2 separate regions of the Homo sapiens genome follow, and region 2 is linked to region 1. Evidence: chromatin loops called from intact Hi-C (ENCODE). Cell type or tissue: thyroid gland. All regions are shown on one strand. Links, peaks and the distances in the headings refer to the core of each region. The heading gives the core; the rest is flanking DNA. Region 1 overlaps PHF2 (PHD finger protein 2). Region 2 has its middle 47 kb from the start of BARX1-DT.

The links. A loop is a pair of places that touch in the nucleus more often than their neighbours do. Peaks named below come from ENCODE experiments on the same cell type or tissue, not always from the same donor. Only the 100,000 strongest peaks of a DNase experiment are listed, where the experiment ranks them.
Region 2: a loop joins it to region 1, with 4 times the contacts of the local background. A loop is called at or near these places in 22 of 110 quality-filtered maps.

The regions. Positions count from the first base shown.
Region 1 is chr9:93,675,121-93,690,935 of GRCh38, forward strand. PHF2 (PHD finger protein 2) reads left to right here. Exons shown (of 22, transcript NM_005392.4): 20 at 560-669; 21 at 1,474-1,843; 22 at 2,468-4,467. The coding sequence ends at 2,556. Among named protein-coding and RNA genes, the nearest start is that of MIR548AU, 88 kb to the left of the region's middle. RefSeq lists an enhancer at 3,225-3,724. In thyroid gland, for the core only: a CTCF peak has its summit at 7,210 (motif pointing right); a DNase peak (open chromatin) is centred at 7,211.
Region 2 is chr9:93,995,289-94,011,103 of GRCh38, forward strand. No RefSeq gene overlaps it. Among named protein-coding and RNA genes, the nearest start is that of BARX1-DT, 47 kb to the left of the region's middle. RefSeq lists an enhancer at 9,659-10,858. In thyroid gland, for the core only: CTCF peaks have their summits at 7,440 (motif pointing left) and 7,639 (motif pointing right); a DNase peak (open chromatin) is centred at 7,433.

The DNA.
Region 1 (15,815 bases), core at 4,164-12,163:
TCTGCACCTGTCCTATCCTGAGGGCTGGGCAGCCCGTCCCGCTGGGGTTGGTCAGCTGCTTGCAGGAGTGCCGTGGGCTTCACTTCTGCTTTGCTTCTGGGGGCCTGGGAGCCCAGATGTGCTTCTACACAGCCCCAACTCAAAAGCCCTCACTCCTCTGGCTGGCTCCTCTCTGGTTTCTTCCTCAATGGGCAGCTCTGTGAGGGTCACCTTTGTACCGGAGGCACCCACTTGATGGTGGCTGAGGGACACCTGCTGGGGCAGCCAGTGGGGTGAGGCCTTGTCCACCTTCCACATTACCCTCACCCGCCTGCCCAGACTCTGATGTTGCTGGGCCTCCTGGGCTCTGCCCCATGCAAACCCCACTGTGGCATCTTCCCCCTTGGGTGGGGCAGCTGACCCTGCCCTATTGTGAGGCGGCTTCACAGCCAGGAATCCCTGTGCTTAGGCCTGCCTGGCCAGGGGGACAGGCTGGGGTGGGGGCAGGGTAGCCCCAAACCAGGAGGGGTGGACAGGCTGTGGCCTACAGCTTGAGGGGGCTGGCCCTTCTTTTCCACAGCAAGGGTCGGCCCATCGGTGCCAAGACAGGACAGGCCTGTGCGTGAGGGTACACGGGTGGCTTCCATCGAGACCGGGCTGGCGGCTGCTGCAGCTAAGTTGTCCCAGCAGGTGAGGAGGGGCGAGAAGGACACACGGCAGCCAGGTCCCTGCTACCCCCACCTGGTGGGCTCAGGTTCCCCAAGGCACCTGTTTCTCCACCCCATACACAGACCCACTGAGCCAGGGGTGGTCACAGGCTTGGGGACATTTGATTAGAGAGTGCCCTATTCCTCCAGGCCCTAAATTCCCCGTGTGGGGTCCGGGGGAGCTAGGAATTGACGACTGGGGCCCTGACACTGGACAGCCCTATTCGTGCCAAGGCTGGGCTACTCTCTGGTACAACAGCAGCTTGGAGGGAGCTCCCCTTCCCCTCCCCCCATCATGTGGGTGTTTTTGAGTTGTCCTCAGTTGGGAAATGAGGTGTTCTGTCTCTACATGCTCCTAAAAATCTCATCTCCCACCTTTAGCTCCTCCCAGCTCAGAAATGGAGGGTCCTAGAGCCTCACATACCCTCCCAACCAGGCCCAACCTCATCTGGGCACACAAGGAAGTTATTAGGATCAAAGTGAATATTCTTCCAGAACTGGGAGATGTATATGGCCACTGAGTGGGGTGATGGGGTAGGAGTGCCATCCTACAGGCTCAACTGCTAGGTTAACTCACACTGACAGGGAGGCCAGGCAGCTGCTGTGGGTGCTGGCGCCCTGTCCGTGTGCATGCTGTGCCCCTGGCGGCCCAGAGTCAGGCCTCAGGCCCCTGCTGCCCAGCCCTGCTGTGCTCAAGGGCCCCTGGCAAGGCCATGCCGGGAGCTCCCTGCTCTGTTGGCCCAAGTGGGCTGTGCGTCTGAGGCTGCCCTGCATGTTTTGTTCAAAGGAGGAGCAGAAAAGCAAGAAAAAAAAGAGTGCCAAGAGGAAGCTGACTCCTAACACCACCTCCCCTTCCACCTCCACCTCCATCTCTGCCGGCACCACCTCCACCTCCACCACGCCAGCCTCTACCACCCCGGCCTCCACCACCCCGGCCTCCACCAGCACGGCCAGCAGCCAGGCCTCGCAGGAGGGCAGCTCGCCAGAGCCCCCGCCTGAGTCGCATAGCAGCAGCCTGGCGGACCATGAGTACACAGCCGCTGGCACCTTCACCGGGGCCCAGGCTGGCCGCACCTCCCAGCCCATGGCCCCTGGGGTCTTTCTCACACAGAGGCGGCCCTCCGCATCGTCTCCAAACAACAACACCGCTGCCAAAGGTACTGTGCCTGCTGGAGGGAGCCTGCAGCCCCCCTGCCCTGCCTGCCCCCATGGGCAGCCCCAGACATGCAGACTCGGCCCATGGTAGAGGGCAGCACATTGGGAGGGCTCCTGGGCCTTGGGTGGCAGGGTGCTGTGGTCCAAGTTGGTTGCATCTTTGTGTGAGCGTATCCCACAGTACAGGACGTGTGCTTTCATCCTTCTGCTCAGTGGGCGTGCTCAGCCCCTGATCTGCCTGCACCCCTGCACCCCAGCCGTGGGGCCGGCCAGCTGTGGGGACTGAGTGATGCAGCACGGGGTGCTGGCAGTGGCTCCTGGCCTTGTTACTGGGGGTGGTGCCCAGGCATCCTCATGTCCTCCTCATAATGCCATCCCCAAGCCCATGTCCATCCTACCTGCCAGGGCCCCTTGAGGACACGGCCTCTGAGGCGGAGGCTTTGCCAGTGATCCCAGACTCCTGAAGGGTGCTGAGCTCGGAGCTGGGGCTTCATAGGCCCATTTTACAGATGGGGGACTGCAGGCTGCCCCTTAGTGTCAGCGGGACCCTCCCCCCCACCGGCATGCCACGCCCCTTGCCATCTAGCTTACCTTCCCTTTTTGTGTCCCCTCCCCGACTCCCCTAGGAAAACGTACGAAAAAGGGCATGGCGACCGCCAAGCAGAGGCTTGGGAAAATTTTGAAAATTCATCGGAACGGGAAACTACTCCTTTAAGATTTGGAAAGCCAGGATCCTTCTGCTCCGCTCAGGACCCCCGGAGCCCCGCGAAAACATCTGCCTCCCAGGAGGGTGCCGAGCTGCCTCACCAGGGAGGGCCTTGCCTCTTCCCGGCTGCCATCTCCCCAACAAGCGTCTGTCCCTTCAGCCGGCAGAGCGAGCCCAGCGTGGCCCCTCAATTTGAAAATGGACGTCTTTTCTCAAGTTGCTAAGAGTGATCTGTCCCAGAAAAGCGGCCCTGCAAGTTTGAGGACCGCTTATTCCACTTTAAGGACAGCCTTCAGGCCCCCTGAGCGTGGGTGTGATTGCAGGGCCTCTGCAGCTCTGCTGAGAGCATGAGTCCTTCAAGGAAGACAGAGTGAGCCAATGCTCACCAGCCCCAGAGTCAGAGCTGGCCACAGGCTGGCAGCCTCCAGGGGCTTAAAAAAAAAGGCAAAGAACACAGAAAGAGGAGGAGCAAGTGGGATGTTTATGTCCCCCCTTCTCTTCCTGAGTGATTCTCAGCCAAGTCCAGACAGTGCTCGGCGGGTGAGGAAGGGTCTGCCCCGAGCTTTCTGGTTGGCAGGTGGCAGCAGGATGGTGGGTGTTCAGCCTGAATGCCCAGGAGCATTTCTGGGGGGCAGCTAAGACTGGCAGCTGGGTTGGTGTGTTAGCGGGCAGGGGAGCCATTGTGGGGTCCCCAGGAAAGGGCAAGGGCTCAGCCACATCTTGGGGTCTGGGAGGCCCAGGCTAAGCCATGTGGCAGGGACCGTCTTGCCCTGCTGGCCACACTCTGGAGAAGCACTTCTCAGCCAAGGCACCCCTGCCCTGGGACTGGCAGGGCAGGGGCAGGGGCAGGGACAGTGGCCAGGCGGCCCGAGGACTTACGGTCGGCACTTCTCTGTTCTCCCGTGTCAGCGTGTGGTGTCGCCTGCATGGGTCGTACCTGGATGGTGTGTCCACCATCGACACGGAGGGGCTGGATTTGTTTCTCAGGCAATCCTGTATTTTAATTTTAGATGTATTTCCTGAAGCATATTTTTCATAGAATGTAGCGTGTAAATAGCTTTTTAAATAACTTCTTTTTTATAAGAGTAAAAGTATCTTTAGGAATTTCTTTCTATAGAGTTCTTCATTAACATTTATACGAGTTTTTTGCTGAGTCAGATGGACAGTTGGGTTCTGATGCTTTTTCCTTCTCCTTTCCTTTTATTATTATTATTTTTTTCTTTTAAGAACTAAGGTATTGCCTGAAAAACAAGTGATGTCTGTGCAGCCTTACACTCTGTCTTTACAGAAGCAAATAGTACACAAAAGATCTATTTCAGACACATTTTGAAGATGAATCTTCAACTTTAATACCAGCTCTTTGTTTTCCTTGTATGATGAGGGGATTGGGGGATACAGTTATTTTACTAGCACCTTGTGAAGTGTTTCCGTGTTTTGTGATGCTGTAATTTATTAATGTTTGTAGCTTTTTATATTTGTACATTTCTTATGAGCTTTGTTTATATACCCATTACCTGGATGTTTTTGTCCACTGGGAGAGGCAGCTTGGTGGAGGCCTTATCCACTCCCACTTGTCCTGTTTGGAGGGACGCAGTCCCTAGGGCCCGAGACTGGGTGGGAGAGGGGGAGTCTCACGGGGCCCCAGGCTTATTCAGAACTGGTGTTTTTAAAGTTTCCTTTACCCTGCCCTTGTTGAACATTTATATAATCTAACCTGGACATCAAGCTGTTCTCTCTCTCTCTTTTTTTTAATTTTATTATTATTATTTTGGCAACATGTACATTTCTAACAAAGTTTATCGTGGCTATTAAAGTGTTTTATTTCCCAATTCATATTACTCTTGTATCGAGTCCATGAGGTCTAAGGCAACTTAGATCAAAGTTTTAAAAAAGTAAAAATATTTCAGGTTTTGTACAGAACCATGTCTGTGTCATTTCTGCCTCGACTGTAGTTGTTCACCCTGGCAGTGAGGGTGGTGGGGAGGCTCCAGCCACCTGCGTTCCTCATGGAAAGCTTCGGGTTGCTCAGCCAAATCACACACAGCACCCCAAGCTGGCTGGCAGGAGTGGACAGAAGAGACCCTCGGGGGCTGCAGGGGTGGCAGCAGCGTTTGTCAGTCCCAGCCCTGAGGATGTCCTTGGGAAGCCTCTAGAACCTTCTTTTGGACTCAAGGGTATGGCGTTTGGCTGAGTCCAGTAGGCACACACATGTGCACCCCAGCACGGATGCACACCCAGAAGCATTCAGTCCCTTGCACGGTTCTAGCCTAAGTCTGATGTGATTACAGCTAACTACCAGGAACAGCCCTTACCTGACAGAGGCACTCAAATGGTGCAAGCCCAGGGAGGGTGCTGAGCGCAGGGGTGGGGTCGCTGCTCGTGATGTGTGGCAGGCAGGGCTGCTGGGACACAGGTGAGGCCTGGGTCAGTCTGTTGGTGGGGGTGCATGCGTGGGGGTGCTGGTGACAATGTTGAGGACCACGGATAAACAGGCCATTTGGCGTTTATTGAAGAAACATGAATAACCTCGGGCCATTTGGGCAGGCAGATGCTGAGAATCAAGGGGTGTGATGACGGCTGGACTGGCCCAGGCCCCCACACATGGGGTCTTGCCCTGGGATGGGAGCTGGGAGTGGGATAAGCTGGAGACAAGTTTGGCCTGGGTCACCCAAGGTTGCTCAGCTTGCAGGTTGCTGAGCAGGGTCGGCCCTGGCTGCCAACACCCTGAGGAAGCAGGATCTCCAGTAGACCCTGAGCAGAGGGCTCTGCCGTGCTGGGTGTCTGACCCACCACTGCAAGATTCTAGGGGTTTTGTCAACCCGCAGACCTGTGGTCATTCACTCCATGCAGTTTGTCATGTGGCACAGGAAACTAACCCAAGGCTGCCCTTGGGCAAGTCCTTTCTCGCTCTGAGCTTTGTTTCCTCCAGTCCCTGCTGGGTGCTCCGGGGGATGCTCCCACCACGCATGGTGGTCGAGCCCCCAGGAGGAACCCCTCCAGGACCTGGGGGCTCCCCAGGATAGGGCGGGGTCCCAGTGCTGCCCCCAGGTGGTGCCTGGGACCCATGCTGGGGCTGCCCAGGCTGCCAGGCATTTTGGATGCCCCTGGGCTGTGGGCACTCCCACAGCCTGAGCCACTCCGCTGGACTCCACAAGAGCTGGGTATCCTCTGCACACCCCCAGGCTGCCTGGGAAGCTGGCCTGTCCTTGCCAGGTCCAGCTAGAGACTGTCCTATGCTTCCCCCAGGAGTCCCTGCACCTTCAGCCCCGCAGCCACTGAGATAAAGTGTGCAGCGCCCTTCAGGCCCGGGCTCTGGAGCTCCAACCACCCTCAGTCTGGCCGGCCCCCTGGGCCCAGCATCTGGATCTTGGTGGAGCTGTCTGGGTGCTAGTTGGGTCCACCTCCACCAAGCACTGCTGTTAGGACTCACAGGAGCTGAGCACCCTGGGCCCTGGAAGGGGCTTCTGCGGCTGCCCAGCATCTCCTGGAGCCCAGGCTCCGCCCTGTGCTGCACTCGGGCCGGCCCAGTGTCTCGAGCCCAGCCCCCACTGAGTGCCAGGCAGCCTGTGAGCCAAGTGTCATGCAAGGATCCTGCCCAGGTGTGCGGCACACAGACCTGGACATGCATCTCTGGGTGTGCGCCTGCAGCCGGGAGGCCAGGGGCCCATGTGGCCCCAAGCATGCCCCTAGCTGTGGCTCTTCCCCTAACCTTGGTGTCGGTGCTGACTGCCCTATGACAGTGAAGTTGGGAGGGTGAGGTCTGGGAGGGAGCTGCCGACCAGCAGCGGACTTTGTGGGTCACGCCTCTGAGATTCAGGCCTGTCTGTCCCTGCAGCCTGCCCAGCTTGGCCTGAGCAAGTTCAGTGCGCAGTGCAGTGAACACACACAAGCAAACTGCCCCCGGTCCCGCCCTCCAAAGCTCGCTGGATTCCACAGTTGTTTACTGAGTGGCTACTGTGTGTCCGAGACTGTGTGGAGAACCTGCCCCAGACTTCACCATGACTGACAACCTGGGGCAGGTGTTATCATCAGCCAGTTCTGCCCAGGAGTCCACCGAGGTTCAGAAGAGGCACCCGCTGCTCACGGTAGAGCGGGACCCACACCTGCCGCCTGGACCACAGGATCACAGGACCACAGGACAGCGTGTGGGGGAGACATGCCTCCAGGTGGGAAGGGCAGGTCTCCAGGGGCGCCTGGAGCTGACCATAGAAAGTGATGTTTCTAGCAACATGAGCAGAGGTAGAGGCAGGCAGCAAGACCCTGGGGTTGTCAGACATGGGCCCTGTGGGCTGAACAGAAAGGAGAGTCTGCAGCGGCTCAGAGCAGGGCCCTGGGGCCACCGTCACAGTGGAGGGATGCGTCAGGCCCTTGGGGAGCCCCGCAGTTCGGGAGCAGGTGGAGTGAGCTCTCCAGGACTACAGCCTGCTGCTGGTTGGCCAGAGGCGAGGGACTCTTCCCCTGCCCCTGCCATGTGCCCATCATCTCCATGCCTGGTGGGGAGCTCAGAAACTCGGCCAGGTCAGTCTATTCTGCAGGACCCTGCCTATATATGTGCCCACATCCTTTCGCCCCGGCTGGACCCAGAGCCGGTCCCTGAACCTGCAGTTGGCAAAACAGGGTTCAATTTGCGAACCTTTGGGGCCATACCCAGAATAACCACCGGGGGGCAGGGCAGGGCCGGGAACAAGGAGGACAATTGTGTGAGGTTATTTAGTGCCTGGGGCTGGGGCGGGTGCTGGGACTTAAGGGCTAATGGCAGGCGTGATGGTAACTATGGGCCAAAACAACAACAACAACAAAAAAACAAGCATGCTGTGAGTGCTGGGAAGGAAGGCGACAGTAAAAATCAGCTCAGCTTAGTCATTGATGCACATGTGCTCTGTTACCTTGTTCATGCTTCACAGTCGCCCCCCAAGGGAGATCCCCTGAGCGTCTCTATTTTACTGATGAAGAAACTGAGGCACAGAGTCTCTCAGCTGCTAGAGCAGGAATTTACGTCCAAGCAGGTCAGCTCCAGGGCCTTTGGGCTTATAAGTGAGACCTGCAGAGAGACATTCTGCAGCCAGCAGCCAGGAGGCAGCTTGCAAGGCCTGCGGAAGGAGGGCTGTGGGTGTGGGGCAAGGGGCGGTGCAGGAGCAAAGGCCCTGAGGTGTATGGCTGCAGCGAGGGCCTGAGCCAGTGGAAGAGCAGGGTGTAGCTCGGAGCTCAGCTAAGGGGCACCAGCGCTGTCTCCACAGCGGCTCTCTCTTTACCACCCCTTTCCCCTAGATAGGCAGGTCTCTTTCCCCTGCCTGCCCCAGCCTAGCCTAGCCTGAGCTCTGTGCCCATCCCAGACTCTGCACAGCCCTGGGCAAGGAGCCTGATTTGTGGATGGTGACACTGAGGCAGGTCTTGTCAAAGACATATGGCTGCCAAGGGTCTCTGCCCTCCTTGTTCGCAGTATCAAGAGGCTGGAGGGTAGTGTGGAAGGGAGAGTTGAGAGGGCTTACGGTACAGGGTTAAAAAGAGAGAGAGAGATGTTGCTGATTTTAAAATCCAAGCTGTGTTCCAGTCTTCGCGAAAACAGTCTCCTTAATAATAATTCCCAGTGGTGACGGTGACATAAGTACTCAGACGGAAGGTCTCAGATATCCGGGTCCAATACCGCTGGTCTTGTCCAGTGACCCTGTGGCCAGTGTGGTCACAGTTCCTGAGCACCTACTGTGTGCTATGCAGGGCACTACAAGCTTTCCTCTGGCTGGCTGACCACTTAGCATGCTCCCTAAGCCCCGGCCCATGGAGGGAACAGGGCTGGGTCATGGGCTGGGCAGGCTTAGACAGTCTGGCCTGGGGGGCCTTTGAGCAGAGCCTTGAGAGCCTGAGAGAAGAGTGTAAGCAGAGGGGACAGCCTGTGCCAAGGCCCTCAGGCAGGAGCCAGCTTGCTGGGGAAGAGCCAGGAGGCAGTTAGGTGAGGAGAGGGCACTGAGAGCCAGCAGGGCCAGGGTTAGAGGGAGGCTTCATCCCCTCAAGCCCTTGGCAGGTCCTTGCCCAGCCTGGCTGTGTGGCCTTGGAGGACAGCCTCAGCCTCCTCATCTCCAGAGTGGGGGTGATGGCGCTGACCCACATAGAGTTGCTCCAGGGCCCACGCTTCCCTGTGTGCCCCCCACTTCCCAACAGCCCCTTGTGGAGCACTCTTCTACCCTTCTGCAAGCCCTGCTCAGAGGGTCTTGCTCACTGTGTGACCTTGGGCAGGTCACTTTCCTTCTCTGGGCCTCTTTTTTTTCCCTCTGCCTTGCTGACGGCAAGGCTGCCTCCACCCGGAGGGGCAGGGGAGGTTCCCACTGGAGCTGAGGCAGGGGAGAGGTGTCCTCACCCAGGCCTTGACTTCTGCCCTCTAGGCCTTATCGAGAGTGGTGATGGCCTGCAGCGCTGCCTTGGGCGACCAGGCCTGGCCCGAGAGCTTCCGTGGGTGGACCTGGCACTGAAGCACAGTAGGAGGTGCAGGGGAAACCATGTCCTGGACCTCAGGCCTGTACTGATGCTTAAACACTTACTGATTTCCAGTTTTCGGTTCTTTCTCACATTTTGCAGTACATTTTTTTCTTGGCCGCAACTTAAAGTTTTTGTCTGCAGAGCCCTGTGGCCAGAGGGACTGGCTGTGGTGACTGGGGTGCAAGGTGGGGTGCCCTCAGGGGCCCAGCTGGGCTGCGGATGCCTGATGGATGCCCCCTGGCAAGCCCCAGCTGCCCCATTGAGCCACCCATTGCCCTTGAACCCTCTTCCAGGCCGAGTCCCACCGTTGCCTCATCCAAACAACCCCAGCGATGCCACCTCGGTAGAAAAATGATGCTGTTCCATTAACATCTGACACGGATTTGCAGGCCCCAAACAGACGAGCGAGCTGTAAACACCCGGTGCTGGCTGGGCCCTCGCCCGGCCTCCAAGTAGGATCCTTGTCATTAATCGTCCTCCCGCCGGCCAGGCTGGGCCCTGGGCCCCACTGTCCAGCCAGTGCTATTCCAAAATCAGAATCCTCCTTGTCCCCTGCAAACTGCATTTACCAAACAATGGACTCGCCGGCTTCGCAGGCAGGAGCAGAAAGAGAGCGTGCACCCCACTTCTGGTGCTGATGTGGGTGGTGGAGGTCCTGGTGCTGCCTTTGCCCACTGTATGACCTGGGGCCTTGACTTCCTGCCTATAAAATACAGCAATACCCCTGGTTTCCTGAGGGTCTTGTGAGAATGAGAATCGAGGGCCTGGTGTGCCACGATTCCACCTGCCCGGTGTGCTCTTGGGGACAAGTCTCTCAGGCTGCCTGGTTGGGAAGGGTGGGCTGCCAAAGGGGCCGGCAGCTCCACAGAGCCCTCTTGTCAGCACGCCCTGCCTGGGAGCAGCCCACTGCGGTGCTGGGTGATTTCTGCTCATTGTGGCTGATTTAATAAGTGTGTGAGGCCACCTCCATGTTGTTACCTATATCTTTTTATCCAGAAGAGGAAGGATTTTGTCCATGTGTTGTCCAGGAGTACCATGTGTGTACACCAATGTGAGGTTTTGTCCACTTGTGAAAGGGAAATCTTACATAAATGTGCAGTGACTCACATATTTGGTAGAGGAAGCTTTGGTCTGCGACATGCCCAGGAGTACATTTGTATTTCCTTCCTTCCGTCTTGGGCTCCTTTCTGTTAGAGTTTAGGAAAACTACATGTCTGTGCCTCCAGGGGGCCATCGGCATCTCTGCTCTGCTCCCTGGGCTGGCAGGGACCCCAGTGGGGACAATCATCTTACCTTCCAGCGCCATCAGGATTACAGAGGTAAGCCACCTTAGCTCAGTGTCAGACGTTTACTGGGATTATTATCATTGCTCAAAAAAGCCATTTATTTCACCTTTACATCTGGGGAAAAAGACAGTCCTGTTTCCTTATTATTTACTTTTTAAACCACGCAGCTCTGCTCCACTGGGATGTATTGTAATTTGCTGCAGAGCACTGGGATCGCCCTGATATATTCCCCGTTGGTATCCAGGTATTTGTGGCACATAAATACACAGAAATTACTTTCCCTGAAGATGGGATTTTCCCGGTGTAAAAGTTTAATCAATGTCTGGACTCTGCTTGTCCAGGGTTTCCAGGTGCAATGCTGGAATATGTTCCCAATCTACCAGATCCTTATTGTCCTCCTTGGATTGATGAGCTGCAAACCCATGAAGCAAACCTGAAGGCTGTTGATGACCTCAGGCTGCATCCACTTTCCCTGTTCAGGGAGGAGGGGTGCGATCTCCTGGTCAAACCCTCCCTTTTCCCCCAGCTCAATGCAGACACTCTCTGGGCTTAGCTCTCCACTTCACTCTGGGGCGGGTCATGGGGTGGGGGGGGTGTGCAATCTCCCAGGACCCCCTACACCAGCCCTGCCCTGTCTAGGTCTCCTGATTCCCTTCTTTATTGCTCCAAATTCAGCTTTGAAACAGTATTTCCTCTGGTCACTTTCCTGCTCAACCACCATCTGTGGCTCTTCACTGTTACAGGATCCTGACACTCTGTGTCAAACAAAGGATCCTCCATTGTTTTGTACTACAACTCTCACAGCCCCAGCAGGGCATCCTTTGCGCAGTCATCAGGCCTCCCCAGGCCCATTTCACCCCTGAGGATGGTCTCCATTTGACCTCATGTTAGCTGGCGCTGGGGCCACAGTGGTGAGCCAGCTGTGGTCTTCCCCTTGGGGAGCCCCAGCTCCTGGGCAGGTAAGGGCCTCAGTGGTCAGTGGGTAGCAAGGTGAAAGGAATGGCCAGGGACCCTGGAGGAGAAAAGGATTGGAGACCAAGGTAAGGAGGGGCACACAGGGAATTTTAGAAGAGGAAGTGCCAGAATGGAGTCTGACAAGAAGAGACTGTGATTCCAGGTGGGGAAAGAGAGTGTCAGAGGAAGGGGCTCCAGGCAGAGGTACCCATGAGTGCACAGTAGGGTCCAGAGTGAGAGCAGGGAAGGACAGGGGGCAGGTCTGGCGACTGGCCAGGCTGCTGGAGAAGTGCGACGTGTATGGGGCAGGGGCTGGGCCCCAGGCTGCGCAGGGTCCTGGGGCAGGTGGGGATGGAGGAAGGAGCTGCATTGAGCTTGGCCCTGCAGATGTGGATTAGGACACACAATGTATCTGAGTGGCCCTTCTGGGGTCTGCGGTTATCGCTGTTGCCTCCTCCGAGACCCTAGTGATTCAAGGCCTGAGGGTGCACAGGCAGGCAGTCAGGGGCATGGTCAGGTAGCAGGGGGCTGGGTCTGGCCACCTCTACCACAGTGGGCTTGGCTGGCCTAAACAGGCAGGCCAGGGGCTCCTGGAAGTCTAGATGGCAGAGGGCAAGGCTTGGGATTGTCCAACCACAGCCTGTGCCAGACAAGTGGCCTCTGGCCCTCCATCCCATACTCCTCTGAGGGTGACCATGTCTATCCTGGGTGCTCAGCCCAAACTCGGCTAGACTGCGAATTGGAAGCTGCCTTCCTGGGCCAGCCTTAGGGATGGGGCCTGGAGAAAAGATTTCCCCTCTGGCCTCAGTCTTAGCTCTGGGTCCGAGGCCATAGACCAAACCAAAGAGAAGTAGGAACACAGCTCTGAGGCTGTCAGCTATTGTCTATGGCCCCCATCCCCTGGCAGTACAGTAAGCAACTGAGGCCAAGTGACACCAAGTGACATGGGTGTTCTCATGGCCCATCCAAAAGCAATCATACTTCAGGCTTGTGGGAGAGACAGATCCTCCCCCACTAGGAAGCCCTGTGGAAGTCCAGGTAATGAGAGCATTGAGATTTGAGCAGGATGCTTCAGGGTGGATTACTGAGTTAGAAGCTCCTTCGAGAAGCAGAAGTGGGAACAGATGGTAAGGGTTGAGGGACCAAGAAGAAGGGAGGTGGTTAACAAGTCTTGAGCTGGGGCCAAGGCCAGAGTCATGAAGAGGACAGCATAGATTTGAGAGCCACCTGTCCTCCTATAAATCCTGGGAAGCTTGGAGAAAATGCCTAGCTAAGAGAAATGAAACCAACTGAGGAACAGACCTCCCATTCCCCAGAGCGGGACCATCCAGTAGAACACTCTGCAATGACAGAAATGTTCATATCGTGCCATCGAGCACTTGAAATGTGACTAGTGTGACTAAGTTATGAATTTAATTTTTTTCTCTTTTTTCAAAATTGAGTGGATCTGTGGAACAAAATTTTAAATTTTATTTAATTTTAAATTAATCATGTGAAAAATCAAAGAAACAGAAAATAGAAATGCAAAAGAGGAAAATCAATGAAACAAAAAATGGGTTCTTTGAAAAGATCCATAACATTGATAAACCTCTAGCTAGAAAGATTAAGAAAAAAATGTAGAAGGCACAAATTACTATTATCACAAACAGAGGAGTGGCCATTACTACAGATCCCGCAGGCATTAAAAGAATAACAAGTGAGTATTAGGATCAAGCTTATACAAATAAGTTTGACGAATTAGATGGAAAAATTCCTTGAAAAGCACAAGTAACCAAAACTGATGCAAAAATAGAAAATCTGATTAGCTCTTGCCATATTAAAATTGAATTCATAATTAAATGTCTTCCAACATTTTATAAAGATATGGTATATAAACTCTTTCAGAAAATAGAGGACGAGGCAAAACCTCTCATTTTACAAGGCCAGCATTACCCTGGTATCAAAATTATAGACATTAAAAATAAATTACAAAGAAAACTATACACTTATATTTCTTATGTATGCAGTCACAGATTCTCCACAAAATACTAGAAAACTAAATCCAACAATATATACAAAGGATAATACATCATGTTGAAGTGATGTTTATCTCAAATCAATCAGTGTAACCACACTAAGAGAATAAAGAAGGAAACCATATGACTAAAAATCACTCGATAAAACTGAATACCCATTCAAGACAAAAGTTTCCAGAAATGTAGAATTAGAAGGGAATGTCCTCAGCCTGATAAAGGGCATCGATGCATACTTTGTGGTAAGGAGAATGAACACTTTCCCCCAAGAACAGAATTGAAGTAAGAATATCCACTCTTAGCACTTCTATTCAGCTTTGTACTTAGCCAATGTAATAAGGCAAGAAAAATAAATTATAAAAAACATTTTAGATGGCACTCACAGATGGCATTATTATATTTGTAGAAATTCCTCAGGAATCTAGTAAAGAGCTACTGGAACTGTTTTGAGCAAAGACCTGGAGCATGAATCAGTTTTGTGTGTAATGGCCAAAGGAGGAGGCAAAGAGAAAAAGTAATAAGACTGGAAAGATTGGCAAAAGCCAGTTTATCAAGGTTATAGAATACAAGTTCAATACTAAAAAGTCAATTGTATTTCTATAGGCTAGCAATGAACAAATGGAAAATGGAATTATAAAGCAATACTTTTTACAATAGCATAATAAAGATGAAATATTTTGGGATGAATTTAACAAAAATATTTGCAAAGCCTATACCCTAAAAACTACCAAAACTGTCAAGAGAAACTGAAGAAGGCTTTAAACGGACAGACAAAGTGTGTTTACAAATTGGAAGAGTCACTATTTTTAAGATTTTATTTCCCCCAAACCAATCTATTCACTTATTGCATTTCAATCTTGGCAATATTTTTGATAGAAATTGAAAGATATTGACATAGAAATATGAAGGACCTAGAACATCCAAAACAAATAATTTTCCAAAAGAACAAACTTGGAGAACTACACTGGTTGATGTCAAGAGTGAATATAAAGTTATAAAGACTTCTTATTAGCTGGGTAAATAAAACAGTGTAGTAGATAAAGAAAAATGCAAATGAATGGAATATTCAGAAATTAATTCACATGCATATGGTTAATTGAGTTTTAACAAAAGTATGAGGGCATCTCAATATGGAAAAGGAATGTCTGTTCAACAAATGATGCTGGAAAACTAGACATCTGCCTAAGGGCAAAAAAGTGAACTTTTACTCTTAACTCATACCATACACAAAAATTAAGGCCAAAGGGATTCAAGGCCTAAACTTAAATGTTAAAGCAATACATTTTCTAGAAGAAAACATAGGAGAAATCTTAATAAACTTGTATAGGCAAAGGCTTCTTAGACTGAACACAAAAAGAACAAAACGTAAAATAAAAAAATTGACAAGCTGGACTTCAAAATACATTTTTTTGTAAGTTTCTAATAAAAAAATTAAAAGGTAAGCCATGGGAAAGCTATAAACCTACAGATAGAAGAAGCTAAATGAATTTCAAATAGGATAAACCTAAAGAAATCCACACCAACCAAGACACATTACATTTAAACTTATGAAAGTTACAAAGACAATGTCTTTTTGAAAAAAGTCTGAGAAATGGCACATCACCTACAAAGGAGCACCAATTCAAATAACAGCAGATTCTTCATCTGAAACCATGGAGTTCAGAAGGAAGTGGTGCAACAGTTTTCAAGTGAAAGAAAAGAGCTGTCAACCCCAAATCCTGTACTTAGTGAAACTATCTTTCATGAATGAAGAGGAAATAAAGACACTCTCAGATGATCAAACACTAAGATAACTTTTTGCTAATACATCCACTCTTAAAAAAATAGCAAAGAAGAAAATAATAACAAGAATACTGGGACCTTTAGAAAGGAAAGAACAACAACAAAATAGATAAAAATTAAAAAGACAAAAATAGAAGTAAATGAAATAGTTAAAAATAGAAGTAAATTCTTCAAAAGAGTTTCTTTAATCATATTTTGTGGTTGAAAAAAGGTAATAGTATCCTCAGATATGGTGTTCAATATATGTAGAGGAAATAATTAGGAACATTATATTTTGAAAGTTGAGACTATAAATGAAGCCTAAGTGGAAGTAAGATTTCTAGAAATTACTCAGATTGGTAAAACATCTGCACCACTAGATTGCAAATAAATAATGTATGTACATGGTAATATCTAGAACAATCACTAAGTATACTATACAGAGCTATATTATTAAAAATCATTAAAAATAAATCAGAATGGAACTCTCAAAAATGTTCACATAACACACAGAAAGGCAAAAAAAAAAAAAAAAAAATAGAGGAATAAAAAGCCAAAAGTAACAAATAGAAAATAATAATAAAGTGACAGACTTAAGCCCTAACATGTCAATAATTGCTATAAATGTAAATGGTCTAAATACATCAATTAAAAGGCAGAGACTGGCAGTGTGACTAAAACATGCTTCAACTATAGGCTGTCATCAAAAGACTCACTTCAAACAAAATTATATAGCTAAGTGAAAGTAAAAGAATGGAGAGATATGCATTGCAAGCATTAATTT
Region 2 (15,815 bases), core at 2,751-10,750, 320 kb after region 1:
CATGTCAGGAAGTGCAAGCAGAGGTTTTCACTGGGCCTAGCCAGGGCTGTTTGCTAAGGGAATGAATACTCTGAGTCGATGGCTGGGACAAACACCAGTGGATCTCCCTGCCCACCCCCACACACACTGCTGAGACCATATTTCAAGAACAAGAAAGAGCAAAACATAGCACACCACCATCAGAAAGAGAAGCCCCCTTCCTCCTGCAGTGTCCTTCCAGCATCCTCTGCTCACGAAGTTTAATTAACACCATGTTCACCATGAAAGATAAATGCTTATAGAATCTAGGCCATTATTGCACAGCAGATATCAGAGGGTGAATCTGAACTGAGAGGTAATAAATTAGTCATTGCCACCATCCACTTCTATGGCTACTTATTTTTCATATGTACTCTTTATATACATTTGAACTCCTGTACAACAACAAAAGAACTTCACACTTCTTAACAAAATACAACCATCCTTCTTACAAGTGAAGTTCTCATCCTTACCCCAAATGAGAAGACTCATTCTCAAAAGTCATTGTATCCACTGCCAGTTATATTAATTACTCCTCAATTTCATTTAAGTTCCACTGAATATTCTACTACCTAAAGACTAAAATGCAAAGTTAACTTCCAGCAACTTAAATATTTAAAAAATAGAAGGAGGAGAGTGAAAAAATGGTTAGTATGTATAAATAAACACATGCATTTAATAAGCAGAGAGAAAATATCCAAAGCTACCACATTTCCATTTCTATAATTGGTCATGAGGTTGTAGCTGATATCTATGGCTTCCTTCTTCAATTACCCATTGCATATTTTCCTTTTCCTCGCAAGAAGTGCAACATCTCTGCAATATTTACCTTGTGCAGTGACCCAGGCCTTTATTCCCAAAGGGCCTGTGTCTTCAATTGTCCTGCCCCTTCTTTTAGTTGCTGTGGTTTTCCATGAACTTCATGACTGGGCATGGATGTATGGAGAGGAGCCCCCGGAAAATCTCCTGGGTTCCAGACCTGGTTCTCCTTGTCTTTATTGTGCAGGAGTAACCCCATTTCCCCTTCATAACCACCACTTTGTAAAATGATCAGAATCAATCACTCTTGTGAGTAGATTCACCCCTTTCTGCCTATTGATTCAGTGGCATAAACAGATCAAAATGGCACAGCGGCGGTCTCATCTTCCAGTTTAATGGAATCATTATTGTGGCCCCTAATGGAAGCATTCCCTTCTTGTGGACTAAGAGCTCCAACACAGCAAAGTTTAAAATTAGACAGTAAGCAAACAATCTGTGAATGATTGTTTTATTTGGCCTGATAGTGGAAGGAGCCACTCCCGTTTCCACCTCTTGATACCCAGATCCATGTGTTCTGGCCATGGAGGTGACAGGACCATATAACAGTGTCTGATTTACTGCATCCTGCAAAACAGTACCCCTTCCTTTTGGGGTGCTGTTTCCAAACTGGCATTATAAGTGAGTCTTCAACAAGCCATCCCACATTTCAATTAGAAGAACTGCTTCTGGGTGATGGAGTATTGGCAGGACCAGTTAATTTCATGGGTATGCGCTCACTGCCACATTTTCTTTGCTATGAAATTAGTTCACTGATCAGACACAATGTTGTGAGGGAGGTCTTGATAGGGAATAAAGTATTCTGTGAGTTTATGGATGGTGGCACTGACATTATGGATGAGGAAAGAAAATCTATTCCAGAATATGTGTCTATTCCAGTGAGACCAAATTCTGGCCCTTCATATAAGAGAGGCTTAATGTAATTAACCTACCACCAGGTGGCTATGGAGCCTTATCAGGGCTCAATGTTGTTCCTTCTGTTGGCAGATTAAGCACTCAACAGTAGTAGTATCAGCCAGGTCAGTCTTGGTAGGGAAAGTTTGTGTTGTTGAGTCCATACATTATCTCCACTTGGCCACCATGACAACTTGTTTATGGGCCATTGAGCAAGCACTGAGGTGGTTTGGGAAAGAGGCTGACTGACATCTACAGAACAAGTTATTTTTTCACTTGGTTAGAAGCCTCCTCTGCAGTGAATGTCCCTTTGGTGGTCATTCACATGGCACACAAATATATCTTCACATTCTGTGCCTGATCAAAGAGGTCTGTCCACATACCTTTTCCCTCGATTTCTTTATTGCCAATCCTCCAGTCCTGTTCCTTGCAAGTGCCTGACCACTCAAGCAAACCATTACTTACCATGAATCAGTTTAGATTTGTACTTCCAGCCATCTCTTTCCCCCTCTCATAACCAAAATCACTGCTCAAAGTTCTGCCTACTGGGACAATTTCCCATCACAATGTTGTGTTAGTATGTTCTTGAATCGCTATGAAGGACTACTTGAGGCTGGGTAATTTACAAATTAAAGAAGTTTAACCATTTCACAGTTCTGCGGGCTGTACAGGAAGCATGGTGCTGGCATCTGCTCTGGTGAGGGCCTCAGGGAGCTTATAATCATGGCGGAAGGTGATGGGAAGCCAGCATGTCATATGGTGAGAGTGGAAGCAAGAGAGAGAAGGGGGAGGTCCTAGACTGTTTTAAACAACCAGACCTAGTGTGAACTAACTGAGCAAGAACTCACTTATCACCAAGGGAATGGGGCTAAACCATTCATGAGGAATCCACCCCAATAATCTAATTATCACCCATCTCCGACACTGGGATTCACATTTTGACATGAGATTTGGAGGGGACAAACATTCAAAGCCTATCAGCTGTCCTTCATGATCACTCTTTAGTGGGGTGCAAAAATTAATCTGTAGGTAGTAAACCAGGCTCGAATTCTTCTTTCTTGGTTAACTGGTTGTGAGAAACATTATGGGAGGCTGAAGACATGTGTTAAGGGACAGAAGACAATGCAATAGAAGAAAATGCATTTTGAGTCCCTAGAAGTTGAGATTGAAGGAGTCTGAGCCATCTGTTCATGCCACTTACTTGTACTTTCCAGAACTACCTGAGTTGGGTTTCTTATATGCCATTTCCATTCAATAATAGAATGCTGCCCTGTACACTAAGTCTTATGACTAGGTAGATCAGACAACATCAAATTCATGATGGAAAGTTCAGGTTACATGGTTACCTTATGTTCCATGGTTAAGTATTCAGTCTCTACGGAGGCCCAGTAGCAAATCAGAAGCACTTTCTCAAAAATGGAATAATAGATTTACTCCAGAATCCTTCAGGTCTTCACTGACTCCAGAATCCTAGAGGTCTTCACTGTCTACTGTACTGTTCTACTGGTGCTTGCCAGAGGCTCCACAAAGCAATTCTATTTGGCACTGATACTTCAACTATCACAGGCTCTGCTGGATCACAGGACCAAGTGGTACAGCAGCTTGCCCTGCAGCCTGAACTTGCTGCAGAGCCTTCTCTTGTTCTGGGCCCCACTTGAAACTGAAAGATTTTCATGTGATTGTGTAGACAGGTCAAAATAGCACACTTAAATGTGATATTTATCACCTCCCCAAATCCCCAAAGACCTAACAAATGCAGTGCCTATATTAGTCAAAGTTCTCCAGAGAAATAGAACCAATAAAATAGATATGATAGATATATAGATAGACAGACAGATTTATTATAAGGAATTGGCTCACACTATTATAGAAGCTGAGCGGTCACATGATTTTCCCTCTGCAAGATGGAGACCCAGGAGAGCTGGTGGTGGAGTTCCAGTTGAAGTCTGAAGGCCTGAGAACCAGGAGAGTTGATGGTGTATGTTCTAGTTCAAGTCTGTCTGAAGGCAGGAGACCAATGTTCCAACTCAAAGACAGCCAGAGAGAACAAATTATTTTCTTACCCAGGTTTTTGTTCTATTCAGGCCTCAAATGGATTGGATGTGGCCCACCCACATTGGGAGGGCTATCTGCTTTACTGAGTCTAACAATTCAAAGGTGAATCTCATCCAGAAACACTGTCATAGACACACTCAGAATAATGTTTAACTAAATATCTGGGTACCCCAGTCAAGTTTACGTAAAACTATCATGGTGCCTTATCTCTGTGTGTGTCTGCTAGCTGGTTCAAGGTGCAGCAATTTGTCACATACCAGAGAGAGGATATCCCAGCATGCTTCTGACTATTGAATCCCCAGAAATTTATCTGAGGTGACAGGCCCCTCTCACCACCTGAATTTTTGTGGGGTATATCTACCACCCTCTGGTTTACATACATCTTACTAAGGCATCTAAAGTACTGCTACTTCTTACTGATTAGATCCATCAGCATAATTTTATCAGTAGAGTGAGCCAGTGTGATATTTCATGGAATGTCAAGACAATCAAGATCACTTAGACTGTATTATGGCAGACAGCAGCAGAACTAATGTAGCCTGTGGCAACACCGTAAAGGCATACCATTGGCCCTGTTGGGTAACAGCAAACCACTTCTGGTGGTCCTCACAAACTGGTATGGAGGAAAAGACATTAGCCAGGTCAATAGCTGCATACCAACTGTCAGAGGCTGTGTTGACCTGCCCCAATAAAGGCGTTACATCTGAGACAGCAGCTGAAATTGGAATTCCCATCGGTTACATTTATGACAATCCGTGACCACTCTTCAAGGTTCATCTGGCTTCTGCACAGGCTAAACTGGTAAGTTAAATGGGAGATATTATAGCTATCACCACCTCTGCTTGTTTCAAGGTTTTGATAGTGGCATTTACTTCTGCAGCTCTCCTAGGAATGCAGCACTGCTTCTGGTTTACTATCCTGGTAGGGAAGTTCCAGGTGCTACCACTTAGCCTTTCCTACCATAGTGATCTTCACTGCATGGGTCAGAGAACCAATGTGGGAATGTGCCAGTTGCCATGTGTGTCTGTTCCATGTATGTCTGCTCTGTAGTGTGTACCTACTCCCTTTGATCTTGCTGAGATCTGTCCTGACGTATAGATCTCTCTACATTTAGGAGCTGGGAAACAACTGCAGGGTGGGTCTGTGGACTAATTTGGTCCACTGTTAGTGAGACGTAGGACTCCATCTATCATCTAACCACCATAAGCCTCTACTTTGACTTGCTGACCATAATAACATTTTGAAGCCCTAGGAATTAGCACCAATTCAGAGTCAGTTTCCAGCTTTCCCTAAAAGGTCTGGGCATTTCTTGTTCTCCAATGCACAGTCACTTTAGTAAATGGCCCATAGGCCTCTTTAGGGAAGGCTTGGAGGAAAAGGCATGGTATGAACCTGGAGCAACAGTGCAGGGCTGTCTTTTCTCAAAGGAATCAAGTCTCCCCTTCAATAAAGGGCTTCAAGGTCTGTGAACTGACTTAGGAAACTAAGTTTGGAAACAAGTTTGAAAACTAGGTAAGAGGCCATGACTCTCCACTATGGCCCCTCAAGTCAGGTTTTTGGCTAAAGATCTAGAGTTTTTCCTTTCCTATGTATCAGGCCACACTCTAGTTGGTGACCCATCTATTTTATTCCTAGGCATACCAAGATCAATGAGCCACCACCAACGGGTTCTGCAGGCCAAAGCATTCTGATTATTAGTACATTTCTGCTGCCTTTTTTGATAAATATCCCCATCTTGTTTTTGATGGCTAAGTGCTGTCACATGTCCTCCTCTACTCCAGAATCTCATCATTCCAATTGAAATCAGGGAGCCCATCTCAATAAGAATTTGCCACAGTCATACCTGGCCTACCACAGTGCACTTTTCCCAACCCAGGTACTCCTCACTCTCATGTATTTCCCAATGTCTTAGTGAGGGGGATGTCTTCTGGGCCCTCCTGTGGAACACAGTTCAGGAGAAGGTATGCAGGTCACACACCATAAGACCAGTCCAACATTTTCATCTCCCTAAGCCTTTGGATTCCCTCCTTCACATCATGCCAGGGAAGCACTAGCATCTCAGTCTCACCTAATGTAAGCCAGTGTTAAGCCCACATTTCAGTCACTCAACCAGGCAAGCTGTTAGAGCCACCTCCAGTAAGACAATAAATTCAAACTCTCTAGTAAGTATACCGTTGTCAATGAACTCAGGTTATCTGGTGTTATATGCTGTCTTCCATAGTCTAACACCCTTAGAAACAATTTCCACAGATGTTCCCCAAGTTTCTACTGATATATATCAGTGAAGTCTAGAAAGTATTTTAGTGTTTGGGCTCTGTCCTCCTGGGTCATAGTGTGTACCTATTCCCATAGACCATGCTGAGATCTGACCTGATTTATAGATCTAGTGGCAACAGGGAATGGCTGTGGTGAGTCTTGAGAAGGATGAGTATCCCTTTTTGAGGCAACTGTCCCAGGTTGAGGGAGGCTCAAAATGAGTTGTGGGTTCAATATTATTGGTTTCATCTGGGTCCAATCAGATTTCTCTAATCTACCTTTCAAGATCCCATTCTTTCCTGATCAATACCTTAACTTTCAATTGAGAAACATGGCAAGACTGTAAATTTACTGTCATTGTAATTCAGAAACTTGCATAACTAAATTGTGTGTTTGGTTTTCAGCAGTGCTGTAGCTATAAGAAATAAGAGACTTTTAGGGGCTGTCATGGAAGCTCTCTGGTTGTCAGAGATGGCTTGAATTGAAAGTTAACAGGCCTGAGCTTCTCATTTTCTCTCTGCAAGAGCTCAGTGTACCCAAAAGAATTCGTCCTACACCACAGCCCTTACAGTTATCATTACTGTCATAATGGTCAGACACAGCAGCCACTTGGCTCACAATCAACCACGGGGATGCTGCTGGGTTACTAGCCTCCCATTTCCCAGTAGCAAGGAGCTCAGCACTGCATATGAGCGCGAGGGCAGGACCCAACCCATCCTCAGACTCCATGTTCACAGGTCTATTTCCTGAGACCAGTCTCAGAACCAATTCTATATCAGTTTGGACCAAGCAAACTTTAATAGGCAAACCAGCAGTTGGCCATGACTCAGGAGAGGAGTCACTGTACAGTAAGCAAGGGAAGTAGAGTATAAAGAATTATTAAACTGTGATTCGGTGAGTACTGTAAAGATGTAAAGAAAGCTCTAACCAGTAGCTTAGGGCTGGATAGACGAACTGTGGTACAGGAAAAAAAAATGATATATATGATCTTGCATATGGTATGTACAAGAAAGAACAGGGCCCCTTTTCCCCAAGAATGGGATTTGGACATTGTTGTTGGAGGTGTGGTTGCAGCTTATTTACTTGATGGCACAGGATTTTGCTGGGTTGCGTGGCCAGCACTGGTTGACTGTCCCAGGGCAGCACAAAATAGCCCTCTGAGCTTGCCTGCTCACTGACAGGACAACACACAGCCTCTGGTGCACGGTGTCCATGTTGGGAGGACTGAAGCAAAGTGGCCTCTAGGCTTGACCCAAGGCAGCACGGTTGGCAAGGGACGACAGACTCTGGGTGCATGGCTGGGGTGCAGTGCCACTGGGTGTAACTAGAGGAAGTGCAAAAGCAAGAAAAGGCAGAACGCAGCACAGGAGTACCAAGAAGAGCCCCCTTCTTATTGCAATGTTTCTCTAGCGCCCTCTGCTGACAATGCTTAACATTTTGCTCACTGTAAAAGGGAAATCCAGGCCACTAATATGGAAAAGGTACTCTTAGAGCAAATCCACAGCTATGAGGCAATAAATTGATAACTGGCACATGCCCCAAAGTAGAAACCACACAAATGTCCACCAGCAGGTGGTACATCTTTACAATGGTATACTACTCAGAAATAAAAAGGAATGAACTACTATGTGCATAACAACACAGATGCATCTCAAAAACATTTTGCTGATATGAGAAGCCAGGCCCCAGATAGTACATCCTGTGTCATTCTATTTACATGAAAAACTTTAACAAGCAAACCAGCAGTTGTCTGTTACTCAGGTGAGGCATCACTGCCAAAGGGCATGAGAGACTCTGGAGTGATGGAAGTGTTCTATATTTGATTTTACAGTGGTGGTTACTTGAGTTATGTTCATTTTTCAAATCTTATAGAGCTCTATACTAAATGAGTGCATATTATTTATATAAGTTATGCTTTAATAAAGGTAATGTTTGAATGTTAATGGAAAACTATGGCCTTTCAATAAAAGCAGGATCATTGAGAATTCAAACCCTTCAACGTTGCAGGTTTGGGTCACCACTGGGTTAAGTAGGATCTCAACCAGCTGAAGTACTAGCCAATAGCAAAGAGAATGTAGGAGGGGGTAGTGAAGGAAGAAAATCACAAATATTCACCATAGCTTCAAGACTAGTTGCATAAATGAAAACTGTAAAATATAGCATCATTTTATGGTGTGTGTAAAGCAAGCATTTTCCTTCCTTCTTTCTTATTATTTATTAAGTAGTTTTGGTAGTAATCTTCATTACTTTTGGGGCCATAGAATGTTCAGGTGGGATTTTAAGTGAATCAGAAAAGGAATTAATACCCAAACATCGTTATGGTGACTTATATGACTCTGTGTTTCCCCTTTGGGGGATGAGAATAAGAGCAACTCCCCCACCAAGAATGGTTGCATCATACTGGAAGAAGCATGATGTTCTGTTATTTTTGTTGTATACAATTTTGTATATAGGTAGTGAGGTGTGTAGCAATGCTGAGTTGCTAAAGGAGTAGACCACATGAGCTATTTTTGTTGTAACCTAGCCCCATATCCATTTTTTTCCTTGTCCTCTACTACTGGAACTGGGAATCCAAAATCTATATTGCCTAGATTGACAGATGGAGTCATCAGGTTCTAACAATAAAAGGCATCAGCAGAAGATCAGAACTGAAGAAGACATACACTTCCTGCTTGTGGCTCAAATACCAAGTAGTTGCTGGGTAGCTGTGGGAGGGGGCCTGCTGAACTCCCATGGCCCATCCCAGCACCTGCAGCATAGGAGTGGGGAGCAGCTTCTGGATTCCTGGATATCACACCTTCCTTTTGGCTCTTCCAGCACATTCAACTCATTTGTAACCAATACCCCATATAAATTCCTCTCTGTTTAAATACCTAGTGTGGTTTCTGTAATAATAATAAACTACGGTATCAAAAATTGTGGTTTGGTAAAGATGGCAGATGGAAAATATATGTTCAACTTCCTTACCTCCCAGAACCCAACTAAAATAAAGGTGTAGATATTTACAAAACTAATCAACCCAGATAGCAAAAGGAACAAGAGGGGAAAATATCAACAGGTGAGAGTTCAATCCATTTACTGCAAATTAAATGTGGATAGAAATCTGTCAATGTTTGAAATGAGAGAGAGCTACAGTCCAGACACAGTGGTTATAAGTAGGTGGTTGTCTTAGTCGGCTCGGGCTGACATAATACAATACCATAGACTGAGTAGCTCCAACAACAGAAGTTAATTCCTCACAGTTCAGGAGGCTGGAAGTCTAAGATCAAGGTGCCAGCCCATTCACTTTCTGGAGAGGGCTCTCTTCCTGGTTTATAGACAGCTGCCTTCTTGCTGTGTCGTCACAAGGTGGAGAGACAGTAATTTTTCTAGTGCTTCCTCTTATAAGGACACTAATCATGTTGGATCAGGGTCCCACCCTTATGATATCACTTACTTCCTTACTCCAAATACAGTCACATTTGGAGTTAGGGCTTCAGCATATGAATGTGGAGTTGGGGGAGACACTATTCAACTATTCAGCCCATAGCAGTGGATCACATACAATGTAACCCGTAATTCCTGCTTCTTGAAGCTCTTAGATTCCTTCTAATGTAGATTATGCCAGGGAGGTCTTGGCATCTCAATTTTATTGACTGTAGTTCACTATTGGACCCAGGTTTTAGCTGGCCAGGCAAGTAAATGTTAGAGCCACCCCCCATTGCTGCAGCTAAGCATTTAATTCAGAATCTCAAGTACTGGCATAATACTGGTAAAATTTTCCCAATTCAACATTATATTCCATCCTCATTGAACTACCATATTTAGAATCTTTTCCCACATGTATGATTCTGTTGTTGCTGATGTTAATTGGCCAAACTCTTCTGTTCTTTTTATGGATCAGCTATGTCTATCTGGGTCAGACTGAGCACTTATCCACACTGGGTTCTGACTCTAGTTATGAATCCAGAAGCAAAGAGGGTGGTGGGGCAGGTATTGAGGATAAGACACATTACCCTCAGGTGGGGTTAGTACAAGGCCTTCAGGCAAAGGAAGGATAATCTCCTCTGGCCAGGTCAGGTCAAGTAAGTGTAAAGTACTTGGCAAAATGCCAGACAAATAGTAAACATTATGTAAGTTTTTATACTCTTTACAGTTGTTACTATCAGCTGAGTCAGCCCTGGTGAGCAAGGACTTGGAAATTTCCCAGTCTGTCCACCCACCCAGCCTAGCATGGGCACAGATGAAGGGAGGAGCTGTGAGGTCCTCAAGGACGAGGAAGGAGCCCTGAGAAGGAGTCAGATGCAGCAACAAAGTCCAAGCCTGCTATGCATCAGAATCACCTTGGGAGATTAAAGTAGATTCGGACTTCTACCTCAGCCCTCTATATCAGAATCAACAGGTGAGTGGGTGTTTTTAGAAACTCCTCACATGAGTCTGATAGAGTAGGTACCTAGATGGAGGAAGAAGGCCCTTAGCCTGAGGCTTGGATGCAGGTCACTTGTCCTCACAGAGAGCATTTGGCATGGCTGTGGGACCAGGAGCCAGCATGACCGGGCAGTGTGCTGAAATGCAAGAGGTAGAAGGTTTTAATTTGTATTTTAGTTCTAAAATTTCTACTTGGTTCTTCTTTAAAAGTTAGAGTCTAAATATTTTCTGTCTTTCTAGGCTTCCCCTTTCCTGTTCCTTTGGCTAGAGAGAAGAGGCTTTTTGGGGACCTCTTTTTGTCTATACCCATTAGTGTTTGTAGGCTGCCAGCCTGTTCAGCTCCAAGTCTGGGATATAGGAGGCAAAAAGAAAACCCAGGGAACCCATCTGTATGTTGTTCCTCAGGTCTCAAGGTCCCTAGCCAGTCTCCCTTTTTCTCCACGTTTCAGATTATTCTTTTGTTATGTATCTCCAGGGATTTTAGTTTTACTTGGTGGAGGAATAGGAAGAAGTGAGTCTATTGTATCTTGTCCAGAACCAGAAGTCCTTTTTGTGCAAAAGTGCTCATACCTGTAATCCCAGCACTTTCGGAGGCCAAGGCAGGCAGATCACTTGAGGTCAGGAGTTTGAGACCAGCCTGGCCAACATGGTGAAACCCCGTCTCTACTAAAAATACAAAAATTATCAGGGCGTGATGGCAGGTGCCTGTAATCCCAGCTACTCGGAAGGCTGAGGCAGGAGAATCGCTTGAACCCAGGAGACCCAGGTTGCAGTGGGCCGAGATCATACCACTGCACTCTAGCCTGGGCAACAGAGCAAGACTCAGTCTCAAAAAAAAAAAAAATTAGAACAGCACCTGACACATTAAGGAATAAATAATTAGTTATCTGAATGCAATAAATGTAAAAAGACAAACAAAAGTCAAGAGAAGGACACCCACTAGCAAAGAAGGCACCGAATCCGTCTGTCTTCTCCCCTAAATGTGGGCACAAAACAAGGGTGCAAAAGCACTGACTGTGTTTGCCAAATGATTCAGCAGACAGGCAGAAGGGGGTGGCGCTCAGGCTTACAGGAAGGAAGGGTCAGAGAACAATGTTTTTGGGATGGTAGGGTCCTCATCATTTTTGTAGCATAAGAGGAAAAAATCAACAGGAAGAGATTAAAGATATGAGAGAGGTAAAAGGTTTGAAAGCGAGATCCTAGAGGGGGAATGAGATTTGGAGCAAGTAGAGACATTTTGGAAGAGAAAGACTGGCACCTCTTTCTCTAGGAGTGAAGAAATGAGAGGTGCAAGTAAACTGGAAAGGAAGCTGAGGAAAACCCAAGCATGACAGCTTACTTTGCTTGGTGAAGTGCAAAGCATGGTGGCTTTCAGAGAGTGGAAAAGATGGTGGTAAGGAACTTTATCTTTTGGCTTTATGATGTACTGCAAAGGACACCAGGTTTCACCCTCCTTCCTTAACCTTAAACTCAGTTTTCGCTTATGTTAAATGAGTATCATAATCCCTGCCGCAAAGGGTTGCTATAAGGATTTAACAATATCAAACCTATAATGAACCAGCTTCTAACTACCTCAGAAGTGCTACTGCAACTGTCTACTCCATTAAGACTTTTTTAGGATAATGGGAATGTATTTTCTAAGATCTTCTTCAAAAGTTGACAAAAAGGACTTCTGGTTCTGGACAAGATACAATAGACTCACTTCTTCCTATTCCTCCACCAAGTAAAACTAAAATCCCTGGAGATACATAACAAAAGAATAATCTGAAACGTGGAGAAAAAGGGAGACTGGCTAGGGACCTTGAGACCTGAGGAACAACATACAGATGGGTTCCCTGGGTTTTCTTTTTGCCTCCTATATCCCAGACTTGGAGCTGAACAGGCTGGCAGCCCACAAACACTAATGGGTATAGACAAAAAGAGGTCCCCAAAAAGCCTCTTCTCTCTAGCCAAAGGAACAGGAAAGGGGAAGCCTAGAAAGACAGAAAATATTTAGACTCTAACTTTTAAAGAAGAACCAAGTAGAAATTTTAGAACTAAAATACAAATTAAAACACCAATCGAACCCCACAGAAAACATTGCAGCCCCACCCCCACTGGCCAAGAGCTAGTGCAGAGCCTAGACTTCCAGTTTTACCAACATGGCTGTAACAAGGTGACCCCTCTCTCCCACTGGGATGATGTCAGAGAAGGCGAAGCAGGGAGCATGAACTCCCTGTTCTGAAGTAATAAGGAACTGCCTCCCTGGGGTGTCAACAGAAGCCGAGGGGGAAGCTGTACTTCCATCCCCACTTGGTAGTACCAACAGAGTGGACTCCTTCTCCCACTAGTGCAGTGCCAGAGGGGGCCTGCTGAAGCAAAGGATTTCAGTAAGAATCTGGGTCTCATAACATAATACTCAATATGTTCAGAACACACTAGAAAATCACTAGTCAAACCACGAACCAGGAAAATCTCAACTTGAATAAGAAAAGACCATCAACAGAAGCCAACACTGAGAGGACACAATGTTGGAATTATCTGGTGAGGTTTTTAAAGCAACTATCATAAAAATGCTTCAGTGAGCAAACATGGATGCACTTAAAACAAAAATACATAAAATCTCAGCAAAGTAATATAAGACGTAAAGAAGAATCAAGTGAACATTTTAGAACTAAAAGATACTAATGAAAAACTCAATGGATGAGCTCAATGGAAAATGGGAAGAACAGAGTAAACAATCAGTGAAGTTGAAGTTAGGATAATAAAAATAACCCAATCTGAGAAATTACCCAATTTCTGAGAAACAGAGAAAAAACAGACTGGAAATAAATGACTGCAGCCTCAGAGTCCTATGTAACTATAACCCCCAAAAAATCTAATACTATGCCATTGGAGTTGCAGAAAGAGAAGAGAGACAAGGTGGGGCTTAAAAAAGTATTCAACAAAATAATGGCCGAAAACTTCCGAAATTCAGCAAAAGACATAAAAACAGATTCAAGAAGCTGACTAACTCTGAACAGTATAAACCTAATGGAATCTATGCCAAGACATATCAGTTAATCTCCTGAAAACTAAAGACAAAGAAAAAAAATCTCAAAAATAGTGAGAGAGAAATACCACCTTATCCATAGGAGAAAAAATAAAAATGGCAGCAAATTGCCCCTCAGAAACCATGGTCAGAAGGGAGTAGCACAGCATTGTTTCAAGGAACTGTAAGACCAGAATTCTACATCCAGTGAAAATACCCTTTAGAAATGAAGGGGAAATCAAGACATTATCATCTGAAGGAAAACTAAGAGAATTTGTCAATAGCAAATCTACCCTAAAAGATGCTCTTGAGACAGAAAGGAAACGATAAAAGAATAATTTTGGAACATCAGGGAGGAAAAGTAAAAAATTGAAAGGGTAAAAGTACGGGTAAATGGAATAGACTTTCCTTTTTTTTTTTTTTGACAGAGTCTCGCTCTGTTGCTCAGGCTGGAGTGCAGTGGCACGATCTCAGCTCACTGCAACCTCCGCCTCCTGGGTTCAAGTGATTCTCCTGCCTCAGCCTCCCAAGTAGCTGGGACTACAGGCGTGTGCCACCATGCCCAGTTAATTTTTGTATTTTTAGTAGAGACAGGGTTTCACCATGTTGGCCAGGCTGGTCTCAAACTCCTGTCCTCAAGTGATACACCCGCCTTGGCTTCCTATTACAGGGGTGAGCCACTGCACCTGGCCTCCTTCTCATAAGTGTTCTAAATAATGTTTGGCAGTCAAAGCAAATCAATGTTACCTCGAGTCTACTATGTAACAAGGAGCATCAGTGTCAGGCATGCCCTGTAATTGAGGTTTCAAGCTAAATGGAATAGTTTATATGTGTAAAATGTTTAGAACAGGCCGGGCGCGGTGGCTTATACCTGTAATCCCAGCACTTTGGGAGGCCAAGGCAGGCAGATCACTTGAGGTCAGGAGTTTGAGACCAGCCTGGCCAACATGGTGAAACCCCGTCTCTACTAAAAATACAAAAATTATCAGGGCGTGATGGCAGGTGCCTGTAATCCCAGCTACTCGGAAGGCTGAGGCAGGAGAATCGCTTGAACGCGGGAGACCCAGGTTGCAGTGAGCCGAGATCATACCACTGCACTCTAGCCTGGGCAACAGAGCAAGACTCAGTCTCAAAAAAAAAAAAAATTAGAACAGCACCTGACACATTAAGGAATAAATAATTAGTTATCTGAATGCAATAAATGTAAAAAGACAAACAAAAGTCAAGAGAAGGACACCCACTAGCAAAGAAGGCACCAAATCCTTCTGTCTTCTCCTCTAAATGTGGGCACAAAGCAAGGGTGGGCAGAAATCCGTCTAGCTTTTCCATTTGAGTCCTATGCTGAGCTATCTGTTCTTAGTGTACCAGGGTTGAGGTGGTCATAGAAATTATTATAGTGTGCTTGGACTACTGTAACAAAATACCATGCACTAGGTGGCTTAAACAACAGAAATTTATTGTTTTCACAGCTCTGGAGTCTGGAAGTTGAAGATCAAGGCCCAGCTGCTTGGGTTCCTGGTAAGGGCTCTCTTCCTGGCTTGCAGTGGACACCTCACCATGTGCTGACATGGCCTTTCCTTGGTGCATGGGAGAGGGAGTGAGCAATCTCTCTCTTCCTCTTCTTTTCTTTTCTTTTTTTTTTTTTTTTTTTTTGACAGAGTCTCACTCTGTACCCCAGCCTGGAGTGCCGTGGTGCAATCTCGGCTCACTGCAACCTCCGCCTCCTGGGTTCAAGCGATTCTCCTGCCTCAGCCTCCTGAGTAGCTGGGATTACAGGCGCCCGCCACCATGCCCAGCTGATTTTTGTATTTTTAGTAGAGACGGGATTTTGCCATTTTGGCCAGGCTGGTCTCGAACTCCTGACCTCAGGTGATCCGACCACCTTGGCCTCTCAAAGTTCTGGGATTACAGGTGTGAGCCACCAGGCCCGGCCAGGAGAGGGAGTGAGCAGTCTCTCTCTTCCTCTTCTTATAAAGCCATCAATCCTGTCACATTAGGACTCCACCCTTATGACCTCATTTAATTACCTCCTAAAAGCCCCAACTCCAATACAGTCCCATAAGGGTTTAGGTCTTCACCATATGGATTGGGTAGGGAGAGGGCACAATTTAGCCCACAGGGCAAATCTGGGGGGAGATGTGAGTTCTTCTCAGTCTTTATGCCCCAACAGGCTTTCATGTTGCCAACTCAATCAGACCACTAAAATCTGTTCTCAGAGAAAAGTCCTCCCCTTCATTTTCTGTCCTGAATATACAATTTTCCCCAGGCCCCAAGCCACAGAGCCTGAAACATCAGGAAAAGTTTCTGTTCTTAGTGCTCTTATCCAACCTCTTTCATCTGACTATTTCAAAATGTCCTC